Regions from separate parts of the Homo sapiens genome. Here regions 1, 2, 4, 5, 6 and 7 are each linked to region 3. A link is a contact called in ENCODE Hi-C or POLR2A ChIA-PET data. All regions are on one chromosome and are shown on one strand. Each heading gives the region's core, a stretch centred on a gene start or an enhancer-like site at or near the end of the contact. The rest is flanking DNA. Distances are from core to core; before and after follow the strand shown. Region 1 holds the start of ACO1 (aconitase 1). Region 2 holds the start of MTAP (methylthioadenosine phosphorylase). Region 3 holds the start of CAAP1 (caspase activity and apoptosis inhibitor 1). Region 4 holds the start of RIGI (RNA sensor RIG-I). Region 5 holds the start of KLHL9 (kelch like family member 9). Region 6 holds the start of MLLT3 (MLLT3 super elongation complex subunit). Region 7 holds the start of DENND4C (DENN domain containing 4C).

Region 1 (3,289 bases), core at 94-2,593, 5.5 Mb before region 3:
GAGATCAAACTTGGTTCCAGATACCAGAGGTTAATACTGTCCATGGCATGAGGTGGTGTGTGTTCCCAATCAGAGGAAGGATCACAAACAAGAAGCAGGCCCAATGAATGAAGCCTCTGAAGCATTTCCTACACCAGCATCCTCAAAGTGTGGTGCAGAGAACTCCTAGGGATCTCCAAAGTCAAAACCATTTTCCTAGTAATAAAATGTTACTTGCTTTTTTTCATTCACACATTTTCAGGAGTATACAGTGGAGGTCTCAAGAGGCTACATGATATGTGATATTGCAACAGACTGCAGAAGCAGCTATCAGAATCCAGCTGTCTTCAATTACGCTTGACATCAAAGAGATTTGCAAAAATGTAAAACAATGCCACTCTTCTCAATCATTTTCTGTTTTGGGAAATATAGTTCTTTTTCATAAAAATAGGCAATGTTAAGATATAATTAGTTCACTATTCTTTTTAAATGAATTATTATAGTACAAATTTCTCAGTCTTACTTACATATTATAAATATGGATAGATATAACACACATAAAAGCTCCTTAAGATACTAATTTTTAAGAGTGTAAAGGAGTACTGAGTACCAGAAAAGTTTGGGGACTTCTGTCCTAGAGGTTGTCCCCCAGGGAAGAGAGTTACATGTGTTGCAAGAAGGAAGATGCCATTATGATGTGCTAGCTGAATCTAGAAAAAAATGACTTGGTCATAACTGCAGCCCAAGCTCCTTTCTAGATCTCTGAATCTATCATGGTGGGCTCTGTGTTCAAGCCTCCCACGAAGGGTCTCTTCCCCCTCATCCCATTTTCCCTTTACCCCTTGGAGTGGATTCCCGGATCTGCCCGCACAACTTTAGCAAGGGTTTCCCTATCCAGCCAGCCGGGCCTGGGCGAGGACTCCCAGTGCGGGCCTCACACCCTCGGGGTTAGGACTCCCAGGACTGGCCGCACACCCTAGGCAAGGACTTTCAGGACAGCACGCACAGCCAAGGCTAAGAAGGGTCTAGGAAAGCCACTTCCAATCCCTGGTTTCTCTCCCCGGCATGACATAGACTGGGGACAGGGTGGAGACGTCAGTCGCCAGAAACACGTCCCCGATTCTCCTCTCAGCCTCCCCAAGCTCGCCTCCGTGTCCCCCGTGCCGCCACTGCCTCGGGCACCTCGGTAAAGGCCCGCACCGACTCTCGAGGGATACAGGGTGGACGGCGCTCCCGCCTGGGGACGTGGGTCGGGCCGCGTCGGTACTCACCTCCGACTGCACGGCGGGGCTCCCGCGACCGGCGAACCTGACCCAAGCAGCGGGACGCGTTCCCGTGCGCTGCGCGGTTCCAGCTGCCGCCTCCACGCTCCGCCCCCTCTCGCCCCCGGGGCCGCCGCGCGATGGGCGGAGCAGGGGCGGGAAGGGCGGAGCAGGGGCGGGACGGACGGGCAGCTAGCCGAAGAAGGGGCGGAGCCTGCGGGCGCCCCCGCGGGCCTGGAGGACTTCGCCCCGGGCTGGAGGCTAGGGTTGCGAAGGGCTCCTCCGCTGGAAGTGGGAGGGCTGATCCCTCGGCCCGGGTCCGCTTCTGCCAGCATGGGACCTGGGACGAGGGTGTCTGTTGCTCACTTTGGAGCTTAGCATGTGACTCCCCAGCCGGCGTTAGGAAGTGACCAAAGGGTGGGGAAGAAATGGAATTATTTTTAAAAAATGATTTGGCCATAACTGGAGAGGCTTCATGTACGTGTGGTCACTTGGCCCGCCTCCCTTCTCACTTTGTCCGTCCCCACCCTACCCACCCTCTCCACCCTCGCCTTAATTCTTTGCGCAAAGCCTGCCAAGTGGACATCGGAGTCACGCTGTCAGAATAGGACTTCAGCATTTCCGTGGCAAAAGTTCTATATGTAGATTTCCTTGGACATGTAACAACACTTTCTAATGCACGATGTTCACCGGTCTGAAGTCGGAGAAATGGCTGGGAGATGGCAGCAAGTGGGCTTTCACAAGATCTGCTTTTCATGTTGGTAGGAGTTGTGCCCTCTTGGGTGAATGGCGTTCAAAGAAGTGATTAGATCTTTCTAGATGAAAGGTGGTGAGGTTTTCCTGCCCAAATTATTTGGAAAGTTACTGTAGTTTTCTGAATAAGCAGCTTATAGGATGAGTAAACAATAGCCAGTACTAATAGCCCCCCTGCTACTTTATACTGCCCTCCTATTCTGCACAAAGCCCTGTGATCGACTCTTTCCACGTTATTCAGTTCAGCTCTTCCAACCACCTTACAAGTAAAGAATATTACCCGTCTTTGCAGGTGTGCAATGCGCAACAGCTGAGACTCAGTCCTTAGGTTGGTTTGACACCAAAGCCTACACCTTCCCTGTCATACTGCACTATAGGGTACAACTATCGTCTAGTTATATTTAACTTTGAAATATAAATACTTATATTTATTTTGAAAGGGGAAGTAACTGTATTTCCAATATGAGAGGAGACTGTTTTCCCACCCACTTCCTAAATCCTTTCCATTCACATTAGTAATTAAATTTTCTTTGAATGTCCACCATATGGCAGAGGTGCACCACAATCCCTGAAAAATCATGCTCCAGTCCCCTTGGGAGGTAGGGAGAGTAGGGGCAAGGTGAGAGTGAGTAGAAGGCTGGGGAAGTCCGATGAGGACACATCCAGCTAAATTGCGATTCTTAATGAGGCAGCCATTCGGAAAGCAAAGTATCTAATGTTCAATGATAACATCCGTGTAACTGAGAATCCTTCGCAGAAAACAATCAAATCAGAGCTATGAAGGGAATTGAGATTTATTAGTAAGCACGCTGGTCAAAACCGTGAAGGAAATAGTTCCACATCCCCCCAGTCTGTTGCTCTTGGACGTTGTCACCAGTGACGTGCAGATCGTGAATCCCAGGGCCTGTCCTCTGTTCCTGTCCTTACTCACTACTCTGTGGTATTTGACACTGGCGATTCGTTTTCCTAGAAATGTTAACCTCCTTTTGGCTTTTCAGCCCTCCGCTCTTAGGAGTCACCTCTTCCCTCTTTTGTCCCTCTTTTTTAAGGTCTTTCCCTACACTCTCTCCTCTTGCTTTATATGTTTCTCCATTTGCTGAGTTTTTCTTCATCTATTTTCTCAGTATGCAGACTGCCTGCCACTTCTAGCTGAAGCCTGCTATGTCTCTGTCATTGGTCTTAGTTAACTTTCTGACCTTCACACTCTTGATTTGCAGCCATATGTGGCAACCCCACCTGGATATTCCAAAGGTGTCTGTATTAGACCGTTCTCACGCTGCTGTAAAGAACCCTGA
Region 2 (3,520 bases), core at 856-3,355, 5.1 Mb after region 3:
TTGAAGGAACACTCCAGCCCCATCATTCTATAATTTGGGAATAGGATGTGGTTTTTATTAACCTATTTTGCTCTGGACACTGGCACCTCACATCTTCTATACAGAATGTTGCCTTAGAAGTCTGGGGAATACGGTGCTGGCATCATGGAATCTCTACGGCAAAGCTGTCATCTGTTCTAAATTAAAAGAGAAATCAGCAGGCAGTCCTAGCACCATATGTACCTCTTAATTTTATATCCAGAAGCTTGCCAAGACCAAAAATACACACTATTCAATATTTACATCAGGTCTCTGAGAATCCCATTGCCCATTCTGCACTTAAATGCACTGCATTAATTTGAAGGGAAACCCTGTGGCAGGGAGAATGCTAACCAGATTAAAGTAAGACTGTTTTAAACACCATTTCTCCATTTTTAATGGCGCTTGAAGTGTATTCCTGCAAGGATAAGGTGAAAAGTTGTGGCCTAATGATACCTAACACAATAACTTAATAATTTTTGGGGAAAAGATCATTCAAAATTAATCTCAGTTCCCCCACTTATAAGCACTACCACTTAATAAGCTTCTACCATGTGCAACATAGACAATATAATTCTAGCCCTCCTAGCAAATTCTGCAGTAAAATTCTCAGTTTATAGATGAGCACCTAAGAGAAGTCACATACTTCACACGAGTTTCATGAAAACCATTTCTGCCTTGTTTCCGCCAAACAATGAAGGCAGGGGAGAGGCCTTCTATAAATATTTGCTGGATGCAAGATTCTTTTCAAAATGACAAAATAAGTTTCATATATAAGTCTGGATGCAACACCCTTCACCATTCCTCTCATTCTAAGTGGCTCATTTAAACCTGCAAGGGCGTAATAAACTAATCTGGCTGATTACACACTGACCGCAGAAATTCGCCTTCTCCCGGGAAAACTGCAGTCGAGTGTAGGGAATCGAGATGCTTTGGAGAAGATCGCAGACCTTCCTATCCCATAGGCCAAAAATTTCTAAAAATCAAACAAGAACGCATTCTTAGCCAGTAATAAACTGCCTAGAAGAGGTCTTAAGTTTTATCATCAATTTTTCTTTACGTGCTGTAATTCTCTCTCGGAATACTAACCAGGAGAGAAGTGTTTAAAACCCCAGGGAAGCCAGCTGCTACTCTCAGAACTCGTGCCCTCCTCAGCACAAAGCTTCCCACCGCACAATGACCCCTTGTATCAAGGCCTCTCAGGGCCTAGGGCACAAGGAAATTGAACTCTAACTTGCAAGGCTGCAAAACAAAGCAGTTTCAAGCCAGAGGCCTCCAAACAGTGCAGCCCTAAAAACGGACGCCTGTACTCCTTTTCGAAGAAAGTCTCAGAATTCTTACAGTATTACGCTGCTGGGGAAAACTTCAGCGCGGAGAAGGCCTACGTTTGGAGGAAAAAGAAGCCGGAAGCATACAAAAGAGCAAGTAAGCAGTTCTCCCACGTGGGCCGCAGGCAACAAGCAGAGTCAGAGAGCGGAAGCTGGAGTCCCGCAAGGCACCAGGAGACGGTCACAGAAGCTGCAGGCGCCCGGACACCTCCTGACTCCAGCCGGGTGTCTTTCTTGGAAGAAGAGTGGTTCTCAGGAATGGTGGTGGCATGGGTGCAGCCTCTCCCATCCACGACCTCTCTCTCTAAAGGGGTGCCTACGCCCTACAGGGTGCGGGTGCAGATAAGCCAAAAGGTGGTGTGTGTGTGTGTGTGTGTGTGTGTGTGTGTGTGTGTGTGTGTGTGTGTGTTGGCGGTGCGGCAGGGGGATCATTTGCAAGCGTACCCTCTCCTCGCGCGGCAAGTGAGTCCCGAGTGCCGCGCCCCAGTCCCTCCCCGCGGCGGCAAGGGACGCACGGGCCGGGCGCATGGCCCCCGGAGGCGCGGTCCCCCGGCGCGGGGGCGAGAAGGCATCCGGCAGGGCGAACCGCTGCGGCTGGGAGGGCTCATCTCACCTTCACGGCGGTGGTGGTGGTGCCAGAGGCCATGTCTGCACGGGAAAGGAATCTGCAGTGGGCGAGCGCTCGGGACTAAGGGAACCAAGCGAGCCACAGAGCGGTGGCTGTGCCAACCTCACTGCGCGGGAGTGAGCAGTGCGGAGACCAGGGGCGGGCCTTGACTCCTCCTCTTCCTCCCCGGGACAGCTGGATTGGCTGCTTGTGTGGGATCTCCCCCGCCACCCCTTCCCCAAATCGAAGTTCCCGCGTTCCGCCCCTTTTGCAGACCTTTCCGGTTCTCCAGGTTTTTGTCGTTTTTTTTTTTTTTTTATCCCCAGTTATAACTAACGGATAATGATAATAATGGAGACCATTTATAGAGCGCTGTATTGTTCCAGACTGTGTGTTTTGCACTTTAATTGGCTTACTTAACTTTCGCTAAAACCTTATAAGGAAGAGCAGCACTCCCTGCTTGGCCCAATATTAGTGGCGTCGGAGGCCTCAGCTGCAAAATCTGGCCCGGCGGCATTCCAGAAGTTCTCGCGGGAGGGAGAATCCTCACCAAGGCGGGTACTGGCCGGCCACGGAGATTCTCTTAGGCAGCTAACGCGGGGCGGCCGCCGCGGCGGGGGCAAGATTTGTCCTTCCTGCGGCTGCGAACCCACCGCGGGTTTGCGTATTTCCCTTGATTCCTGGAGGACAGAGCTGGGATGGACTTGACCCAAGACTCAGGGATGACGAAAGGGAAATAAACAGAGTAACGTAGTACTGGATAATCTTTCTGATTTACGAACTATGATTTACTCATCTTCAATTTGAGGGGCCGCTTTTAGGGGGTTGAGACCTTGCACAACTCCCAGTCTGGCTCTACCTGGCTGGGGGCATCTTTAACCCGTTCTACGCCGGAGCGGCATCGAATACACCTGGATTCAGAATCCAAACTCAGGTCTCCGTCATTCAACACTAGCAGGACGCACACACACACACACCACGAGCCCTTTACAGGGATAATCCCTCATGCTTACAGCCCCCGTCCCTTCCCTACTGGGGTAATCCAATTTAACCTTCCTTGATGGATTAAGCGTTCTGAAACAAAATAATGGGTGGCAAGGATCTTAAGGGTGGACTCTGAGATGTAGAAATGCTGCAAATTAGCCTGGACGTGGGAGGAGGGCCGAGAAAGGGGATGCTTTCCTCTTTCCTTACAGCAGCAAAACACGGAAACAAAACACAAGTACAATTTAATTCAAAATACCACTGTGTGATGTTAGCCTGGATGCTGCTCATAGAACCTATTTACTTAAACAGTATAGACTTTCGTCCTCACATTACTATAAGCTTTAGGTCTAAATTTTCTCACAATGTAAAGTTTTCTTTCTTCTGTTACAATCATCTATTTCTTTTAAGTTATAAAATGCAATGGCAAAAGAAGAATGAAAGTAGAATCCGGGTGCTCCTTTGAGGAATAGGAGACAGGGAATCCTTCGCGGATGAAGACAATGTAGCTTTCTAGGGGCCTTTCTGCCGATTGCTCTATTGAGGAGCAGGAAGCCCACCACTCAGAAGTGAACCATTGAGG
Region 3 (3,668 bases), core at 5-2,504:
TCGAGACCAGCCTGACCAACATGGAGAAACCCCTTGTCTACTAAAAATACAAAATTAGCCCTGCATGGTGGCGCATGCCTGTAGTCCCAGCTACTCAGGAGGCTGAGGCAGGAGAAATGCTTGAACCCGGGAGGCGGAGGTTGCAGTGAGCCGAGATTGTGCCATTGCACTCCAGCCTGGGCAACGAGAGTGAAACTCCGTCTCAAAAAAAAAAAAAAGAAAAAAGAAAAAATCTAGCAATTTAGTTTTATTAAAATTATGATGGTTTCAGGGACACAATTCATAACAGGTTTATAAATGTAACATGTTATTAATTTTATGTGTTTTTCCTATCTGTGAACACAACACTCTCAATCCTTTCAGGTATGACTCCAATGAGTGTGATACTTAACGGAACTCCTGGGAACACAGTGGGCTCAGCCCCAGGATTTACCTTACAAGGCCAATTTAAGAGTGGGGCCTGGGGGAAGACAGTTTTCCTAGGGCTGGAAGTGTCCCTATTTATTAACCCTAGGCTGGTTTTAGGCATTTAAGTAGTTGTTGAATGACTGAGACAAATAGGAGACAAAGAGAAGGGAAGCTTCTTTAATTGCTTCTTACCCCAGGGAAAGGCACAGAATTACTACCACCCAGCTAGCTTTGCCCCAGGCTCTACCTTTTTCCCTCAGTGGCTAAAGGCCCCTGCTGAAACGACAAAGACCTTGGTTCACGTTTTAAGTGTTCTAGCTCCCTTGTCTTAAAATCTGCCTTCTATTTAGATTACATCCACCCATAAAATCTCATAAAGCTTTGACCCATTCTCAATTTTCAAAAACGAACTCAAGCTCTACTTGTCCATGTCAGACTCTACGCAAGAAATACCTAATTTGCCCAGGTGATGAGGAAAATGAGATGGAACAACTTTTCCCTATTCTCTTTATTGTCATAGCGTTGTTAATATCTTAAGATTTGGAGGTAAACGGAAATGGAGAATCAGCAACTATACTTCAACCTTATTGTAAACAGACAAAACACTAACAATAAAAAGTTTTGAAGTTAAAAGGACGTAAGTTCCACCTTCTATCCTTTGTAGAGATATAAAAACAAAACAAAACAAACTCTGACTAGACAGGCTACCCGCTACACACTCAAATCGACCTCCGCGACCGGAGGGGGAAGCGCAACTGGTTATGGCAACCCCCCTGCCACCCCGGCCCATAACGCTTCACCACGTTCTGTGCCACGGCCGGAAGTGACGCATAACCTGCGACGCCAGTGCCTGCCGCCCACGGCCGCAGGAGTCGGGCTTCGGTCGCACCAGAGACAGCGGACTTTCCTCCGATGGTTGCAGCAGAGGGATCATGACGGGGAAAAAGTCCTCCCGGGAGAAACGGCGCAAACGTAGCAGTCAGGAGGCGGCCGCAGCGCTCGCGGCCCCGGACATCGTACCCGCGTTGGCCAGCGGCAGCAGTGGAAGCACTAGCGGCTGCGGGAGCGCCGGGGGCTGCGGGAGCGTCAGCTGCTGTGGGAACGCCAATTTTAGTGGAAGTGTCACCGGCGGTGGGAGCGGCGGCAGCTGTTGGGGCGGGAGCAGCGTGGAGCGCAGCGAGCGCCGGAAGCGGAGGAGTACCGACTCTTCCAGCGTCTCGGGCTCCTTGCAGCAGGTGCGTGCGCGCCCCTCTGGCCGCTTCCTGGAGCTGCTGCTTTTTCGGAAGAAGTCGGGCTTCCAGAGGGATGGGGCGCAGGCTGGAGCTCACTGCTAGCGCGGCAATCTCAAGGTCGTCCGTCCTTGAGGTTCATGTTCCTACCTAAGTCCTGGTGAGCCCCACACTCCCATCCGTGTCTTGAATCTTGAACTTCAAGTTTCTGGATTTCCTGATCACTTTTTTTTTAATTTATTTTTTAAACTCTTGGCTCCTTCCACTCCTATGGTTTCACTCTGCCGGAAGAATACGAGTTGGAAGCTAGCCTTCATTTCCCTTGCGAGCCAAACACTTCTCCCTTCGTCTTCACCTTTTCGTAGATATGGTTAACTCCGCATTAGAGATAAGAAAATTGAGGCCCAAAGAAGTTAAACTTTACCCACGGTCACAGAGTTTGTTAATAGCTCCTAGGTTTGAATCCAAATATCTGACTACAAAAGCCATGTTCTTTATACGCCACCAGTCTGCCAAGAGAACGCCGTTTTAAAAAAGTTCATAATTTGTTTGAAAACAAATGAATGAATAGGTACTTTAAATTCATTCAATGAGGAAATAAAGGGAAAGCGTCAAGTCCCTTTTCTTGCCCCTCCATTAGTATTTTGATACGCGGCCTCTTTTAATCACTCCTCGTGAGATACGTGTTTTTAAGTTCCTACACTTAAGCTGTATTGTGTTATTCCCGCTGTTGAATACCTGCATTGTTGTGATAGGCTTCTTTATATACGTGGTTTGTTATTTTTACTGACTGCCTGGTATTGTATTATATTTTTCTGATATTTGGGTGTGCAGGTTTTTTTGTATTGTTGTGACTACAATACAAACACCTTTATGTATATATCTCCTACAAGAGTTATGTTGGGAGAGAGTGTGAGAACTGAAATTCCTGGGTCAAAGTTTATGCTATTAAAAACTTATGAATGCCACCAAATGCTTTCCAAATGAGACTTTACAGATTTATAGTCCAAACAGTATATATATAAGAATACCTATTTCTGAGATTCTTAACTAGCTTTTGATGACATTTTGATGGCATTTTTTAAAAAAATTGCCAGACTAGTGGGTCAAATTAATAGTTTGTTTTAATTTTTATTTTCCTTATTAGTGAGATTGAACATTTTAATATTTTTATTTGCCATTTGATTTCTTCTTATGTAATTTTCTGTACATATCCTCTGCTCATTATTCTCTTTGGTAGAGTAGAAACAGTTTATGTAGAGATTTTATCAGGTGGTTTTCTGGCATTCTGTTGAGATGATCACATACTTTTTCTCCTTTAGTCAGATAATGTAATTTGTTGATAAGTTAGTTGATGTTGAACAGTCTTTGGAGTCTTGGGACAAGTGCTGTTTGGTTTGTTGAGTTTGTTGTACTTGGCTGGAATTCAGTATTTTTACTTTCATGTATGTGTTTCTTTTTTTTTGTTTTTTTTGAGACGGAGTCTCGCTCTGTTGCCCAGGCCGGAGTGCAGTGGCGTGATCCCGGCTCACTGCAAGCTCCGCCTCCCGGGTTCAGGCCATTCCCCTGCCTCAGCCTCCCGAGTAGCTGGGACTGCAGGCGCCCGCCACGACGCCCAGCTAATTTTTTGTATTTTCAGTAGAGACGGGGTTTCACCGTGTTAGCCAGGATGGTCTTGATCTCCTGACCTCGTGATCCACCCGTCTCGGCCTCCCAAAGTGCTGGGATTACAGGCGTGAGCCACCGTGCCCGGCCAACTTTTATGTATATGTTTCTAAATTAGATCAGACTGTAGTTTTTATTTTTGTAATGGATTGAATTAGGAAGCTTTGTGTTTTTTTGGTGTGTTCTAGAATGGTTTATATTTTCTTCTCAAATATTTGTCAGAAGTATCTGGGTCTAGTGGAGTTTTTTAGAGTGATTTTTTAAGACACTCTTTAAAAAAATTATTTAATATAGATCTATTCAGTTTTCCCACCCCTTCTAGATTCAGTTTTGGATATTACCATTCTTATTTTAAATAGTTTCCTT
Region 4 (3,187 bases), core at 374-2,873, 5.6 Mb before region 3:
GAAACAAAACTAAAATACTGCTGAGAGAAATTATAGACCTAAGTAAATGAAAAGGCATACCATGCTTATGGATTAGAAGACTCAATATTGTTAAGATGTCACTTCTCCCCAAGTTTATCTGTAGGTTCAATGCAATCTTGATCAAAATCCCCATAAACTTTTTTTGGGGGAAGGAAGGGGTAATTGACAAGTTGATTCTTATTTCATATGGAAATGCACAGGGATTCAAGGTTGCAGTGACCCCTGTTTGCACCACTGCACTCCAGCCTGGGAGACAGAGTGAGACCTTGTCTCAAAAAAGAAATTAAAAAAAAAAAAAAAAAAGGAATGCAAAGAATCTCAAATAGCTAATATCTTCACAGTGAAAAACAAATTTGGAGAACTTAGTAGTACTTGATTTTGAGACTTAGTTGAAATCTAAAGTAACCTAGAGACAATGGTATTGTCAAAGTAGTAGGAAGTAGAATATAACAAGAGTCAGAAATAGACACATATACATTCAATGGACTTGGTTTTTTTACAAAGGTCCCAAGGCTATCCAATGCCAAAAGGAAAAGTTTTCAACAAACGGTGCTGAAACAATTAGAAATATGGAAAAAGTGAACCTGGACCCCCCATCTCACGCCACAACAAAATTATTTTGAGATAGTAATAGACCCAGAAGTAAAGGCTAAAAATATAAATCTAAAAGGAAACAATATTTTCATGACCTTGGGGTAGGCAAAGATTTATTAAAGAGGACACAAAAAACAACAAACAGAAGAAAAACCTGAAAATTGCATCAATATAAGTGTCTGCTCCTCAAAAGACACCTTTAAGAAAATGAAATGGTAAGCCACAGACTGGAAGAAGATATTTCGAATACATATATTTAACAATTTTGTATCCTGAATAAATAACTCCTGTAAATCCATAAACCAAAAAACTCCAAAGTCAGGCAAAAGATTGGAGCAGATGCTTCACAAAAGATATATGAATGACCCAGTAAGCACATGCAAATGTGCCCACCATTAATTATATGGGAAATTAAAATTAAAACCACAATAATATACCATTTCACACCGACCAAGATGGAAGTTAAAATTAAAAAAAAAAAAGAAAGGCTGACCAATGTGTCTATCTACTGGAGCTCTCCTACTGCGGGTGGGAATGTAAACTGGATGTAATCAGTCATTTTGGACAACAGGTGGCGGTTTCCTATAAAGCTAAACATAGACTTACCCTGGCACCCAGCCGACGTGGGAGAACTGGGTACACAGGTGTACACTTTACAAAACTCATCGAATTGCACACTCAGATTGTGTGCATTTTACTGTGTCTAAACGTTAGCGCTATAAAAGCAAAACAAAATATAAGATCATAAAAATAAAAGCAATTCCTAGGGGTCCTCTCCGTTCCCGGGCTTCCTCGGTGCGGAGGGAAACGAAACTAGCCCGAGGCAAAACAGCCTCCGCGAACCCCGCCCGCCGCTAGTTGCACTTTCGATTTTCCCTTTAGTTATTAAAGTTCCTATGCAGCTCCGCCTCGCGTCCGGCCTCATTTCCTCGGAAAATCCCTGCTTTCCCCGCTCGCCACGCCCTCCTCCTACCCGGCTTTAAAGCTAGTGAGGCACAGCCTGCGGGGAACGTAGCTAGCTGCAAGCAGAGGCCGGCATGACCACCGAGCAGCGACGCAGCCTGCAAGCCTTCCAGGATTATATCCGGAAGACCCTGGACCCTACCTACATCCTGAGCTACATGGCCCCCTGGTTTAGGGAGGGTGAGTGTCTCCAGCGGCGCCTTCTCGGCGGAAAACAATTGAGGACTTGTTTTTCTCTTGCTTCGTTCCCTTCTTTTAATCAATGCAGAGAGCCTGCCAGACTCCCCAGGTTTGTGGTAAGATCTCCGCAGCATTTTAGGCTAGAGGTTGCCAGAGTTTGAGGAGCCCTCGGAGGCCTAGGTGGGGAAACTGAGTTCCAGCGAGGTGAAGTGACTTGCTTAAGGGTGCTCATCTATTTAGGTTCAAAGCTGGGGAAGAAATTTTGTTTCATTTATTTTCACTAATATTAAAGTCTACTGTGTGCTTGGCTGGGTACTGACAGAGATTGAGAAATAAGATAAGGGCTCTTCCTTAGTATACATTACAGTCCAAGGGATGGGACACAAAGGGCAGATAATTACAGTACTGAGCACAAAGTGCGGTCTGAGCTTAAAGGAAGTTGATGCTTACTCTGCCGAATCTTATTTGCACGCCTAAAGAAGTGGAAGCTGGAGAGGAGCCGGACTTTTCCAGACCGAATAGCTTTAGGCTTTAATACAGGTGTTTCCATCTAACTTCGGAGACAGGTGATCCTGGGTAATGACCATTTTGTAAATTTGTATCGAATTACTTTGTGCTGGAGATGAGCAGAGGCTTCTGGGAAAGAGGTGAAAGGAGGTGGTACTTAAAAGATATCGATGAGGCCGGGCGTGGTCCCTCACGCTGTAATCCCAGCTGTAGAGCACCCGATGCTGTTGCTGTTCGGGGTGCCACTATGTAACCCGCACGGACCTAGGGGACTGAACAAAGAGGGGCGAACGCGGGAATAAAAGACAAGAGACAAAAGAGTATATCTGGAAGAAGGGGTCAGGGGGCACCTTGCCTCTAGTGGACAAGGGCCCTGAGCTTTACACAGCCCTTCTTATTAGGCAAAAGAGATAGCGAGAAGGGGAGGTGCTTGTTGGCTGGCTGCTTGATTCACAGCAGGCTTGCAAGACTGCATTCTTTGAACAATAGGTGCTAGATTTCTCAATAAATAATTTCAAGGAGCCTGGCGCCAGGGAGTGAGGCGCTCAGCAAACCATTTGGTGGCAAGGCAGTGTGAGTTTGCCCAGGTGCTGCATTCATGATAAACAGTTTGCTGTTTGATCATATAGCCTCCAGCGGAATGCTGAGTTGGTCACATCCCAAGGGCCTTCGGCTCCCTGCAGCCAGCACTTTGGGAGGCCTAGGCGGGTGGATCACAAGGTCAGGAGTTCGAGACCAGCTTGGCCAATATGGTGAAACCCCGTCTCTACCGAAAAATACAAAATTAGCCAGGCGTAGTGGTGCACTCCTGTAGTCCCAGCTACTCAGGAGGCTGAGGAATGAAAATCGCTTGAACCAGGGAGGCAGAGGTTATGGTGAGATCGCACCACTGCACTCAGCCTGGGTGACATCGTGAGACTCT
Region 5 (3,451 bases), core at 548-3,047, 5.6 Mb after region 3:
AGTACATGGGTAAATTAATAATATCATCCATGGTGAGCTAATGCCCCTAAGAACTGGATGCTTTATCATACAGTTGCTTGACATTACCAACAAGTATTGTGACAAATTTGATTCAATCATTTCATTATGCAGGCAGAAAAGATAGTCTTTTAAAATAACTAAACATATGGGAATATAATGAAGAGTGTCTATAGTAATCATTTCATGAAGACACAAGTCTGTTCCTAAGCTATTAATCTTACTTGCAAGTTTGATGAAAAAAAGAAGGATCTCATGATTTCTTGCTCCAACTTCCCATGTACAGAGGCTCTCTTCTTTCTTTTCCAGATAGAGACTGATTCCTTGGAAGTAGCTCTTCACAGCATTAGGGAGTTGTCATGGCCTGAGAGAGCCCTTCCACCCCTAACTCATTCAACAAGCAGGGCTCCAGGACTTCCCAATGCTGATAAAAATTCAGTGAATAATTTCTCCAGGCCAGTTTCATTCCAACCAACCTCTTGTGTTGAATAAGGTGACAATCTGCTGGAGCACCTTGTGGAGGACAGTGGTAGTCTAAGCCTTCTGAATTTTGCTGCCATCCCTTGGAAACAATAGAAAACATTCAAAACAGATGAACTGCCCATCAACAGGGCACTGGTTAAATAACTTATGATGTAACAACTCAGAAGGCAACAACAGAATTGTTTAAAAATATAAATAAGCCCTCTACACTAATTCAGGAAGATCTTGAAGTGAAAAAAAAAGATGCAGAACAGTGTACATGGTATGCTATCTTTTACATAAAAACGAGGCGAGTGTAAGAAAAACATGACTACATTCTTACTTTGCATATGCATAAAGAACTAGAAGGATTTAAAAGACAGAAACTTCAAAATTTGGAAAATGGAAGAAATTGTGTCAAAGTATACATTTATTTGTATGTCAAAATTTAAATTTACCACTAATTAAAGAAATGCAAGTTAATAAAATACTCACAAAGGGAAAAGTCAGAAGAAGGGAAAGACACAAACATTGTTGGTGATAATATTTTGGAAATATTGTCTTGGATCAGTATTTTACTAAATATTATCCATAACAGGGCTAAAATTTTGCTACCAGATTGTATAAGTTTACTACCGAGTCTATAAAACAATGGAGGATAAGAAGGTACACATTCAGGAACAAACCAATGGGCAAAGGAAACTATAGTATGTATAGTTATTGGAAAATTATGTAGCCATTTTTAAAATTGTGGAAAACAAAGGCATTTCAAGCCAAAAATTTAGAATATATCATTTACATAATAAAGTAACAATCTAGTAAAGACAAATATTTTGCGTTTGAAATTGTAACAAATTTGAAAATATGAACCAAAATTGTAACTGAAGTATCTACTACATAATGTGGGATAACAATTATTGTTTTGTAGAGGAAAAAAAAAATTAAGCATCCAGGTTTCCTCTCAATTTATACAAATGCCGCATTTCACTGTTATTCAAAAAAACAGAAGCTAGGAAGCGTAAAGCTTTGAAAAATTATGCATTTGGGGAACGTAAGAGCTCAGATATGCGAAAAACTTATATCAAACGTGCAGCATAACACACTTGCTTGCACACATTCTGTCCTATTTGGTCCCACATACAAGGCAGCTCTAAGAGGCCGGGCTGGCGCCCACCCCACACAGCTCCGCTTCCCCAACCCTCGCCCTCCCGCCTCCCGGGTACTTCCTCCCCCTTCCCCACCCCCACCCTCCCGCTGACTGACGAGGTCTGGAGGCCGCGCAGCCGCAGTAGCCGCTAAGGCCGCTCCCACCCCGTGGTATCCTGGGACTAGGCTTTTCCGGAAGGAGCGGCTCGGTGTTGGGGCTAGGCCGGTATTCTAGGCCCAAGCCCAGGCCCAGGCCTGTGTTCCCGGCCCTTGCTCAAAGACAGGCCGGTGGCCGCTGCGACACTCTAGGTACAGCGGAGGGCGCAGCGGGCCGTTCGCTGAGGTGTCCGGACCCGCCGCCGAGCGGGCCGTGGAGCCACAGTACGTGGCGGCGCCTCTTCCTTGCCCGAAGCGGAACTGCTGAAGGAGCGGCAGCGCAGGCCGGACGAGGTGAACCAGGTCATTTAACCGCCTTCAGGTGATGAATCATCTGTCTAATAATCAGATTTGAGGTCCACAGCCCTTTGTGGTCCTGCTACAGGGTGATTTTCAGTGGATGACTGACTGGCGTGGCCCGAGGGGTGCCGCAGTGACTGCCTTCCCTTGATAAGGAAACGAGCTTTCTGTTCTTTCTGGACACCTCGTTACCTGTAAAACATTCCGGTTATAACTTCTTTATCCGGCTTGCATCTCTGTGCAAGAGGAAAGCTTTCACATGAAAGTGTCCCTTGGTAACGGCGAAATGGGCGTCTCTGCCCATTTGCAGCCTTGTAAGGCAGGAACCACACGCTTTTTTACCAGCAATACTCACAGTTCGGTGGTATTGCAAGGCTTTGATCAGCTTAGAATAGAAGGATTGCTTTGTGATGTGACCCTGGTACCAGGTGATGGAGATGAAATCTTCCCTGTTCACAGAGCTATGATGGCGTCTGCTAGTGATTATTTCAAAGCCATGTTCACAGGTGGAATGAAAGAACAAGATTTGATGTGCATTAAGCTTCATGGGGTGAACAAGGTTGGTCTGAAGAAAATCATTGATTTTATTTATACTGCAAAACTTTCTCTTAATATGGACAATCTTCAGGACACACTTGAAGCTGCTAGCTTTTTACAAATATTACCCGTTTTGGATTTCTGTAAAGTATTTCTTATATCAGGAGTCTCTTTGGATAACTGTGTTGAGGTTGGACGAATTGCTAACACCTACAATCTTATAGAAGTGGATAAATATGTTAATAATTTCATCCTGAAGAACTTTCCTGCTTTATTGAGTACTGGGGAGTTTCTAAAACTCCCTTTTGAACGACTTGCATTTGTGCTTTCCAGTAATAGTCTTAAGCACTGTACCGAACTTGAACTCTTTAAGGCAGCCTGTCGCTGGCTAAGGTTGGAAGACCCTCGGATGGATTATGCTGCAAAGTTAATGAAGAATATTCGATTTCCACTGATGACACCACAGGATCTCATCAATTACGTGCAGACAGTAGATTTCATGAGAACAGACAATACCTGCGTGAATTTGCTTTTGGAAGCTAGCAATTACCAAATGATGCCATATATGCAGCCAGTGATGCAGTCAGATAGAACTGCCATTCGATCTGACTCCACTCACTTGGTTACATTAGGAGGAGTTTTGAGGCAGCAGCTGGTTGTCAGTAAAGAATTACGGATGTATGATGAAAGGGCACAAGAATGGAGATCTTTAGCCCCAATGGATGCTCCCCGTTACCAGCATGGTATTGCTGTCATTGGAAACTTTCTTTATGTAGTTGGTGGTCAGAGTAATTATGATACAAAAGGAAAAACTGCTGTTGATACAGTTTTC
Region 6 (3,437 bases), core at 467-2,966, 6.3 Mb after region 3:
GGAATCAAAAGTTGAGTTGGAAGGCTGCTGGTTTGGAAACTAAGGTTGGTTCCAAGTGGTCCGACCTGATTCCCAGGATCTTTGTGAGAGCTGCTGGGAGAACTGAAAATTAACAGCGAGGACACAGGACGCCCTAGGTAACGTCCTCCCCGCTATTCTGCTCTTCTCAATTCAAGGGCCGAGACAACTTGCTTTTGTGGAAAAGGGAAGTAAAGGGAAAAGAGGAAAGCAAGGAAGTTCAGTCAGAAAGAGGAAGAGGGACAAAGAGGAAAGAAAGGGACAAAGAGGAAAGAAAGGGACAAAGAGGAAAGAAAGAGGGACAAAGAGGAAAGGCAAGGAGAAGAGAAGGAAAAATCAAGGTTCAGCAAGAAGTTGGAAGGCGAGGGAAAAAGGGGAGTAAAGAGAAGGCAAAAGAGGTCTAAGGGCTAGGAAGATGCAAGGATCTTTTTTTAACGAACCAAAGTCACATCCATCTTTCACTTTCAAATCAATCGTCTAGATCTTATCCGTTTCCTTTTTAAAGGTTATCTGCGTCTGTAAAGGAAGCCAGTAGTTGATACTCCTCTCCGCGCCCCACGCGTGGCCGCGCTGTTCTATCTCCGGCCACTGAGATCAAATACAACGCGAGTGAGAACATTTGCAGAGGCGCGACTCTGGGAACACTCCTGCGACTGGCTGTCACCCGGGAGTCTAACCGGATTAATACTCAGAGATGGATTACGCTGGTTGTCACCAATACGCCTAAAGATTATAATCCAATTTACGCACATTACAGTCAGTATTAACTTTATCTGCTATTTTAAGACTCCCGGTTGCCCCGCGCGTCCTCAGAGGACAATCCTCCACGTTCTGATGCAACTCAGTAGGCTGTCAGGAGGGGAAGCCCCCCGAAGAAAACAACTCCAAGCCTGGTCCCCGAGGGTCTGTACCCGGCACTCCCAGGTGTCTTGCTTTCACCTGGGCACCGCTTTATGAAGCTTCCCAGCCGGGGATTACCAAAGCGGAAGGCGTTCCCTTGCAAGGAAATAGCATCCTTGTTTCTCCCTTGTTCATTTCATTTTCAAATTTTCGGTGGCGGTGGCAGAAGGGCGGGGAGTGAGGGTGGCGGGCGGGTGCCTGTGAGTGGATGGGGCAGGGGGCCAGGGGATCGTTGCGGGTTAGAACAGCCTCAGTCATTGCTATTTTCATGCTCGTTTTTTGCAGGATGGCATTTCTCTCGCTCTCTTTAAGTAAGTTTGTTTGGGTGTGAGTTCTTGTCTTTTCAGCACAAAACCACAGAAATACGTGGTGGAAAGTAAAAGAAAGCCCACTCCCTCCTCCCCGTGCGTACTAGCTAAGGACTTGATTTAACACCCCCTCTCCGGCTGCTGAGGGCTCTAAGCAGTGGCTACATTCCAGCAGTTTTAATCCGTTTTTTATTGTAGGGCGAGCAGAGTTTACACAGGGGCTGGGATGGCTCCCCAGCTGGCCGCTCTCCCCACTCCTGCGTCCCCTCCCTGCCACCCCCCCAGCAGGAACCTGTTACTTTAAGCGAGGCTTTCCAGTGTGGCGCTGCGGGCCGCCGGGGTTTCGGGAGGTGGCAGGTGATTGGCTCTTTCGAGCTCCCCCTGGCTCGCTCGCTCTGCCTCCCCGCGCGCTCCGCCCCGCCCGCAAGCCCTCCCTCCGCCCTGTGAGGCTCGGAGCCCGGGTGTCAGGCGCCACGGCGCATGCTCCGCAATCATCTTCTTTACCCTGGAGCTGCTGCTGCTGCTGCTGCTTTTGCTTTTGGGGCTGAGTTTAATAAGCGAGCGAGCGAGCAAGCGAGCGCGGGGGGAAAAAGGCAGAGAATGTCCGCCATCTACCCTCCGCTCCTGGGCGCGCTCTCATTCATAGCAGCCTCTTCATGAATTACAGCTGAGGGGGGGCGGAGGAGGGGGGGGTACCACACAACACCCCAGCAAACCTCCGGGCCCCCAGGCATGGCTAGCTCGGTAAGTACGCGCAAAAATAATAATAAAAGCCCTCCCCCACTTTCCTTCCTCGCCCTGCGCCGCCGCAGCCCAGACAGCGCCAGCGCTCCGCGGTTCCAATTAGAGAAAGGTTGGTACGGCTTGCAGGGAGCTGCCGCCTCTCCCTCAGCCTCCGCTCCCCTCCTCCCCCACCCCCCCCCGGCGCGCACACAGACACACAGACACACACACACTCACACACGCTCACACTCGCCCCTCCACCCCCCGCGCCTCCCTCCCTCCTCGCCTCTTTGCAGTCACAAGAAGCGCACTCACACACTCCCTCTCGCTCACACGCGCGCACTCACACACACACACACACACGGTGGAAGGAGGCGAATAATAACTCAGCCATATTTCAGCCGCCGCCGCCGGGAGCTGCGGGCACAGTCCGGGGACGCGGCGAGCAGCCTCGGCGGCCGCACCTCCGCAAAGCGCCGCGGCCGCTACGATGGTGCGTTCTCCGCGGCGCGCGTGTGTGAGCCGAAGTGTGCGGGGCTGACAGCGGCGGGGCCGCACGCAACTTTGCCCCAGCGCCGGGAGGTGCTGAGCGCGAGCCGAGGCTCGGCGGCTGTCCGCCCGCCGCCCTGCCTTTCTGAATTTCATTTTTTGGGGGGAGGTGGGAGATACTTTGGAGCCACTTGGGCTCTTGAAAGTGTGTTGCGGGGGCTCGGTTCGACTGGCCTCGCCGATCGCGTGGGGCTTTTCGCTGGGGGGTGCGGGGTGCTCTAAGTTATGGATGCCTCGGCGTGTTTTCCTGCGGGCGTGTGTGTGTGTTTCAGTGTGTATGACGACGTCTCATTTTTGTTGTGCACGAACCCCGTGGCAAGAGCACGGGAGTTTGTGCCCATCAGCAGAGGCTGCCTGTAGTTTCCATTTCGCCTGGCACAGCGCTCCACACGCACGCACACACACGTACACAAAGACTTCCTCGGCGTGTGCCTGTCGCCGCGGTACTTTCGGGGAGGGGGCTCGCCAGGAGCCCTTCGGTCCCCCTGGGTCCCAGCCACCTCCCCTCCCACGCCGGGAAACCGCCCCGGCATCGCCTTCTGATTTGTTTCCGATGCATTTGTTGTCGTGCTTGTCGTGGCTGAGTGTGTTCTCCCTCTTTTCCCCGACCCCCTTCCCGACTGGGGATAACATTCCGTTACAATCCTGTCCGATGTAGATGCGGGGCCCGGGGCGCCTGGGGCCAAGCCGGGCCGGGCGGGCGGGTATATTTGGGGGTGTGGAGTGTGCGCGCCCACGCGCGTGAAACGTGGATGCAGAGGGCACCGCCGTTTCCTTTTATGTGCGTTTCAAGAAGGAGGAAAAAAATGTCAGGCGCAACGTTCACTGCCGAAACCTCGCCTTCCTGTTATTCACGGCTGTCTCTCCTCCCCCTGCCCGCAGTGTGCCGTGCAGGTGAAGCTGGAGCTGGGGCACCGCGCCCAGGTGAGGAAAAAACCC
Region 7 (3,555 bases), core at 688-3,187, 7.7 Mb after region 3:
AAGTTTATACTACAAAATACTGTATTTACTCTCGACAATAGAATGCACTCATTTACAAAGCATACAGGACTAAATTACTCCAATATGCAACTTCAAAATTTCTCCAATATACAACGACAACATTTCTAACATCATAGCTTTTCTATTACCCAAATCAGTAAGTCTAAATAGTAGTACTGTACACTGCACGAGGTACTATTGGCCAAAGTCAAGTCGCATATGATCAGTTCACTACAACAGGTTATACAAAAGATCAGACCCCTAATCTCAATAAACTATTTTGCAAAATGGTCAACGGAGATACCAATGCGGAGGAAAGTGTGGATTGAGTGGCAGAAAACCCTTTGCCACTACTGAAAAAAAAAACAAGTCAAAGCAAGCCTATATGACAGGCAGATCATGTTCATGAATACAAATCTAACTTCATTGCCGACTTCCCAGTCTCACAGCAAGACGGCAGTTTACCAACTCTTTAACAGTAATACAAAGAACAGGACAGAAAATATAGTTTCTTTTTTGCATGCTATAGTGATCAAGAATAAAGGATACCTTTAATGTTCAAAGATGAAAACTTCCTTTTGCAACTAATATTGCTCTTATCGCGTGTACACAGAAAAATCATACAACGCTCTGCATTTCTGATAGAGTAATACACACTATCACATCAAATCAAGTATTTATCCAGAACTTAGCGCCTTAGCACTAACGTTCTCCCCTCTCATTATACACAGACCGGAAGGGAAAACCTATTCCTACGTAAATTAGGGCCTAGGAAGAACGCCTCAACACGGGTTTGCACACAATTAAGCAGGCTCAGTGGGTCAATTTCTCAGGCTACAACGCTTGACAGTATCTCGGAGGCACAAAGAGACAGCTGAGGGTTCACTACTGGAAATGACACTTTCCCTCAAATTTGCACAAGTACCCGCGGTAACTACCCTAAATTTTCCCGTGTGACAAACATACATAAGGGGAGAAGGAGGCGGTACTATTTAAAAACTGGGTAATTCCTTATTAGTGCAGATAAAAGACGGTCTTCGAGAGGGAAAAGGTCTATCAAGCAGAAAAGGGGAGGAAAAAAAAAAAGACGTGACAGCATTCTTAAAACAGAAAAAGTTACAGCTCTTTACAGGAGTCAGCCTTAGGACTTCATTCCTTGGTTTTGTGTTTAGTCACTCCAGAGTTAAAAGGATACTGCCCTCCTAGAAAGTCATCCCCGACAAAGAAGCCCTGAGGATCGGCCACCGTAAGACAGAGAAGGAAATGTCTTCAATTCACCAGAGACACCTGCCCAGGTCCCCCTCCTCCCCGTTGTCCCCGACACTTCTCAGTCCCCCGACTCCTCTCGAGACTGCCCGCCACCCCTGGCTCTAGCTCTCCGCTCTCTCAGCCTCGACCCCCTCTGGGAAGCCCCGATCCTGCTCCCTCCGCACCCCGGCCCCCACCAAAGCGGCCGTCGCCCCGGCGGTCCCCCGGGCCCAGACCCCTCGCGCTTGTACGCAAACGATTCTCATGGGCCCGGCGGGCGACGCGGGGAGGCTCTTCAGGGGCAGCCTTTCCCCGACTGCATCCCGCAGGATCCGGGGACTCCCCGCCCCCGGAAACCGCGGAGAAACTAGGCCACGAACGCCAGCCGCGGCCACTCTCCGCCTCCTCGGCGACCCCCCGCGGGCCAGCCACTCGGAACTCAGCCCTCCGGGCTCTACCTGTCCCGCGCCCTCCCAGCCTTGCAGCGCAGGCCCCGCGAGGGCACGGCGCAGGCTTCCTCCGCCAAAGGCCCCGCGCCGCAGCCTCACCTGCTGCCTGCTCCTCTGTCAGCGCAGCCCCGACACGGCTTCTTCCTGGGGCAAGAAAGCACCGGATTCGCGGACTGGGCGCGCTCGGCAGGGCAGGGCGGGGGACTAGCTCCAGCGGCCGCCGCCGCCTCAGTCCGGTCTGCGCCTGCGCCGCCTCGCGGGCAGGGTCTCCGAGGGGCGCCGCCTACAGCCAGGGGCGATGGCCGGAGCGCTGGCCCGCGCGGGTGCCTCCGCGCTGTGAGCCGTCGGACAGTGCGGGCGGCGCGTCGCCTAGGAGCTGCCCGCGGCGCAGCCGTCCCAAGACCTGACCGCCATGTTTCTGTTCCCTTTTTCTCCCCCGCCTTCCGCCCCTTTCCACAAAACAGCACTTTCTTTTCCCCCTCCCTCTCCCTTTCCTCCTGCGGGGGCGGGTGGAAAAGGGCGGGGGGTGGGAGGGAGAAGACGCAGGGAGGAGGGGGGCGGTGCGGTGCTCAGGCCCCTCCCCCGGGGAGGGCCGAGGCCCTGCAGCCACCGCTCCCCTCCCCCGCCCGACCCCTGTGCGACCCCCGCGGGGCGCGGGGTCTGAGCCTTGCGGGCCTCCGATCCCCTCCTCAGCGTTCGCGCGGCCGAGCCTGCAGAAACAGAGCTGGGGAGAAAGCGCTCTGGAGGCCGCTGTGCACCCCTTCCTGCAGGGCTCAGACTGGCGGTGTGATGTGGGTTTATTGCCTTGGCCTGAGGCAGGTGGCGGCTGCTTCTCTCGGAGTTTTCAAAGACAGGGAAAGTGATGCCGAGTGGCTGAAGGTCACTGAGGACAGTGCCGGGAGATACGTGAAGATTCCTTCCCAGGGAAGGAATCTGGAATTCCCACGCATGAGTAGAGGGCTCTAGAGAGACCCGCGCGCTGGCCCTTCCCGAAACCCCTTGGCTCCAGTGCACCATGTGAGTCCCTGGCCGCGCTCGGTGTCTCTCCTTCGGCCCAGATTTGGGGATGGGAATTCCTAATGGAGAAATCGCTCATTTGCATAGTCAGTACCCTCACGCCTCCTAAGTGTAGCCTCATTATCGACACAGACGCCTGCAGAGTCGTTTCTCTATAATGCAAATTTTGCAGGATATTTTTGAACAACGTTTTTGAGTTATCATAGTAAATGAAAAAGCAATTACTAGTTATTTAGGAAGAAGGAAATGGTTTGAAGTAGAGATAACTTTTTTACCTCTGGGGGGAAAAAAAGGCGAATGACTTCAGATTCCATGGCAGGTCAAAATCAGAACTGGTAAGATTTCTGCATATCTGGTGAGTATCCACATAAATAATCATTTTCCTGAAAATTACACTCTCCTTATTTAATCTGTATTTTTGCATAAAAATGTGAGATTATACCTGGGTCATAAATGCACTGCTGTCCATTTATTTCTGAAGTTTATTGCATAGCCATGGATAATTTGAGTTTTATATTCAATAGCAGAAACTATTTTTCTAACCACGTAAGCAGTCAGAATTGATTTCAGAAGAAATGCGCAGCAATAAAAGTTAAGGCTTATTTAATAACAGTTTGGGGCCAATTTGGTCCCCCTGGAAACTATCTTTGACATTGACAATCCGAAGAGCAAAAGTTTAAGAAAGGATCTAATACTTCAAAATTTAGCTTGTGGGCCGGACGCGGTGGTTCACGTCTGTAATCCCAGCACTTTGGGAGGCTGAGGCGGGCGGATCACCTGAGGTCGAGAGTTCCAGACCAGCCTGACCAACATGGAGAAACACTGTCTCTACTAAAAATAC

What was found. A loop is a pair of places that touch in the nucleus more often than their neighbours do. ChIA-PET counts read pairs that join two places held with the same protein, here RNA polymerase II (POLR2A). Pooled maps may share reads with other maps.
Region 1: a pooled map shows a loop between it and region 3 (9-fold over the local background). The contact joins the promoter of ACO1 here to the promoter of CAAP1 in region 3. A Hi-C loop is called at or near these places in 6 of 50 pooled maps.
Region 2: a loop to region 3 is called in a pooled map, with 14 times the contacts of the local background. The contact joins the promoter of MTAP here to the promoter of CAAP1 in region 3. A Hi-C loop is called at or near these places in 8 of 50 pooled maps.
Region 4: a pooled map shows a loop between it and region 3 (7-fold over the local background). The contact joins the promoter of RIGI here to the promoter of CAAP1 in region 3. A Hi-C loop is called at or near these places in 6 of 50 pooled maps.
Region 5: a loop to region 3 is called in a pooled map, with 13 times the contacts of the local background. The contact joins the promoter of KLHL9 here to the promoter of CAAP1 in region 3. A Hi-C loop is called at or near these places in 7 of 50 pooled maps.
Region 6: a pooled map shows a loop between it and region 3 (4-fold over the local background). The contact joins the promoter of MLLT3 here to the promoter of CAAP1 in region 3. A Hi-C loop is called at or near these places in 2 of 50 pooled maps.
Region 7: a loop to region 3 is called in a pooled map, with 12 times the contacts of the local background. The contact joins the promoter of DENND4C here to the promoter of CAAP1 in region 3. A Hi-C loop is called at or near these places in 5 of 50 pooled maps. POLR2A ChIA-PET finds 5 or more read pairs at or near these places in 2 of 52 experiments (CD4-positive, alpha-beta T cell and naive thymus-derived CD4-positive, alpha-beta T cell).

Annotation. Positions count from the first base shown.
Region 1 is chr9:32,382,697-32,385,985 of GRCh38, reverse strand. It overlaps ACO1 (aconitase 1), which reads right to left and starts at 1,343. Exons shown (of 21, transcript NM_002197.3): 1 at 1,251-1,343. RefSeq lists a silencer at 1,163-1,542.
Region 2 is chr9:21,801,221-21,804,740 of GRCh38, reverse strand. MTAP (methylthioadenosine phosphorylase) reads right to left here and starts at 2,105. Exons shown (of 8, transcript NM_002451.4): 1 at 1,960-2,105. The coding sequence starts at 1,992. RefSeq lists enhancers at 1,263-1,472, 1,967-2,595, 2,596-3,226 and a silencer at 1,763-1,922.
Region 3 is chr9:26,890,388-26,894,055 of GRCh38, reverse strand. CAAP1 (caspase activity and apoptosis inhibitor 1) reads left to right here and starts at 1,254. Exons shown (of 6, transcript NM_024828.4): 1 at 1,254-1,643. The coding sequence starts at 1,341. RefSeq lists enhancers at 1,025-1,094, 696-1,275, 1,225-1,444, 1,525-1,704, 1,276-1,855.
Region 4 is chr9:32,524,632-32,527,818 of GRCh38, reverse strand. It overlaps RIGI (RNA sensor RIG-I), which reads left to right and starts at 1,623. Exons shown (of 18, transcript NM_014314.4): 1 at 1,623-1,758. The coding sequence starts at 1,653. RefSeq lists an enhancer at 1,473-1,722.
Region 5 is chr9:21,333,750-21,337,200 of GRCh38, reverse strand. It overlaps KLHL9 (kelch like family member 9), which reads left to right and starts at 1,797. Exons shown (of 1, transcript NM_018847.4): 1 at 1,797-3,451. The coding sequence starts at 2,342. It overlaps LOC107987053 (a long non-coding RNA gene), which reads right to left. Exons shown (of 3, transcript XR_001746634.2): 3 at 1-580. RefSeq lists a silencer at 1,608-1,777 and enhancers at 1,818-2,127, 2,318-2,367.
Region 6 is chr9:20,620,778-20,624,214 of GRCh38, reverse strand. MLLT3 (MLLT3 super elongation complex subunit) reads left to right here and starts at 1,716. Exons shown (of 11, transcript NM_004529.4): 1 at 1,716-1,970; 2 at 3,381-3,437. The coding sequence starts at 1,959. RefSeq lists silencers at 1,118-1,257, 1,278-1,737, 2,158-2,307, 2,378-2,427 and an enhancer at 3,358-3,437.
Region 7 is chr9:19,229,075-19,232,629 of GRCh38, reverse strand. It overlaps DENND4C (DENN domain containing 4C), which reads right to left and starts at 1,937. Exons shown (of 33, transcript NM_001330640.2): 1 at 1,797-1,937. RefSeq lists silencers at 1,390-1,529, 1,750-2,119, 2,200-2,499 and enhancers at 1,133-1,638, 1,639-2,145, 2,530-2,779.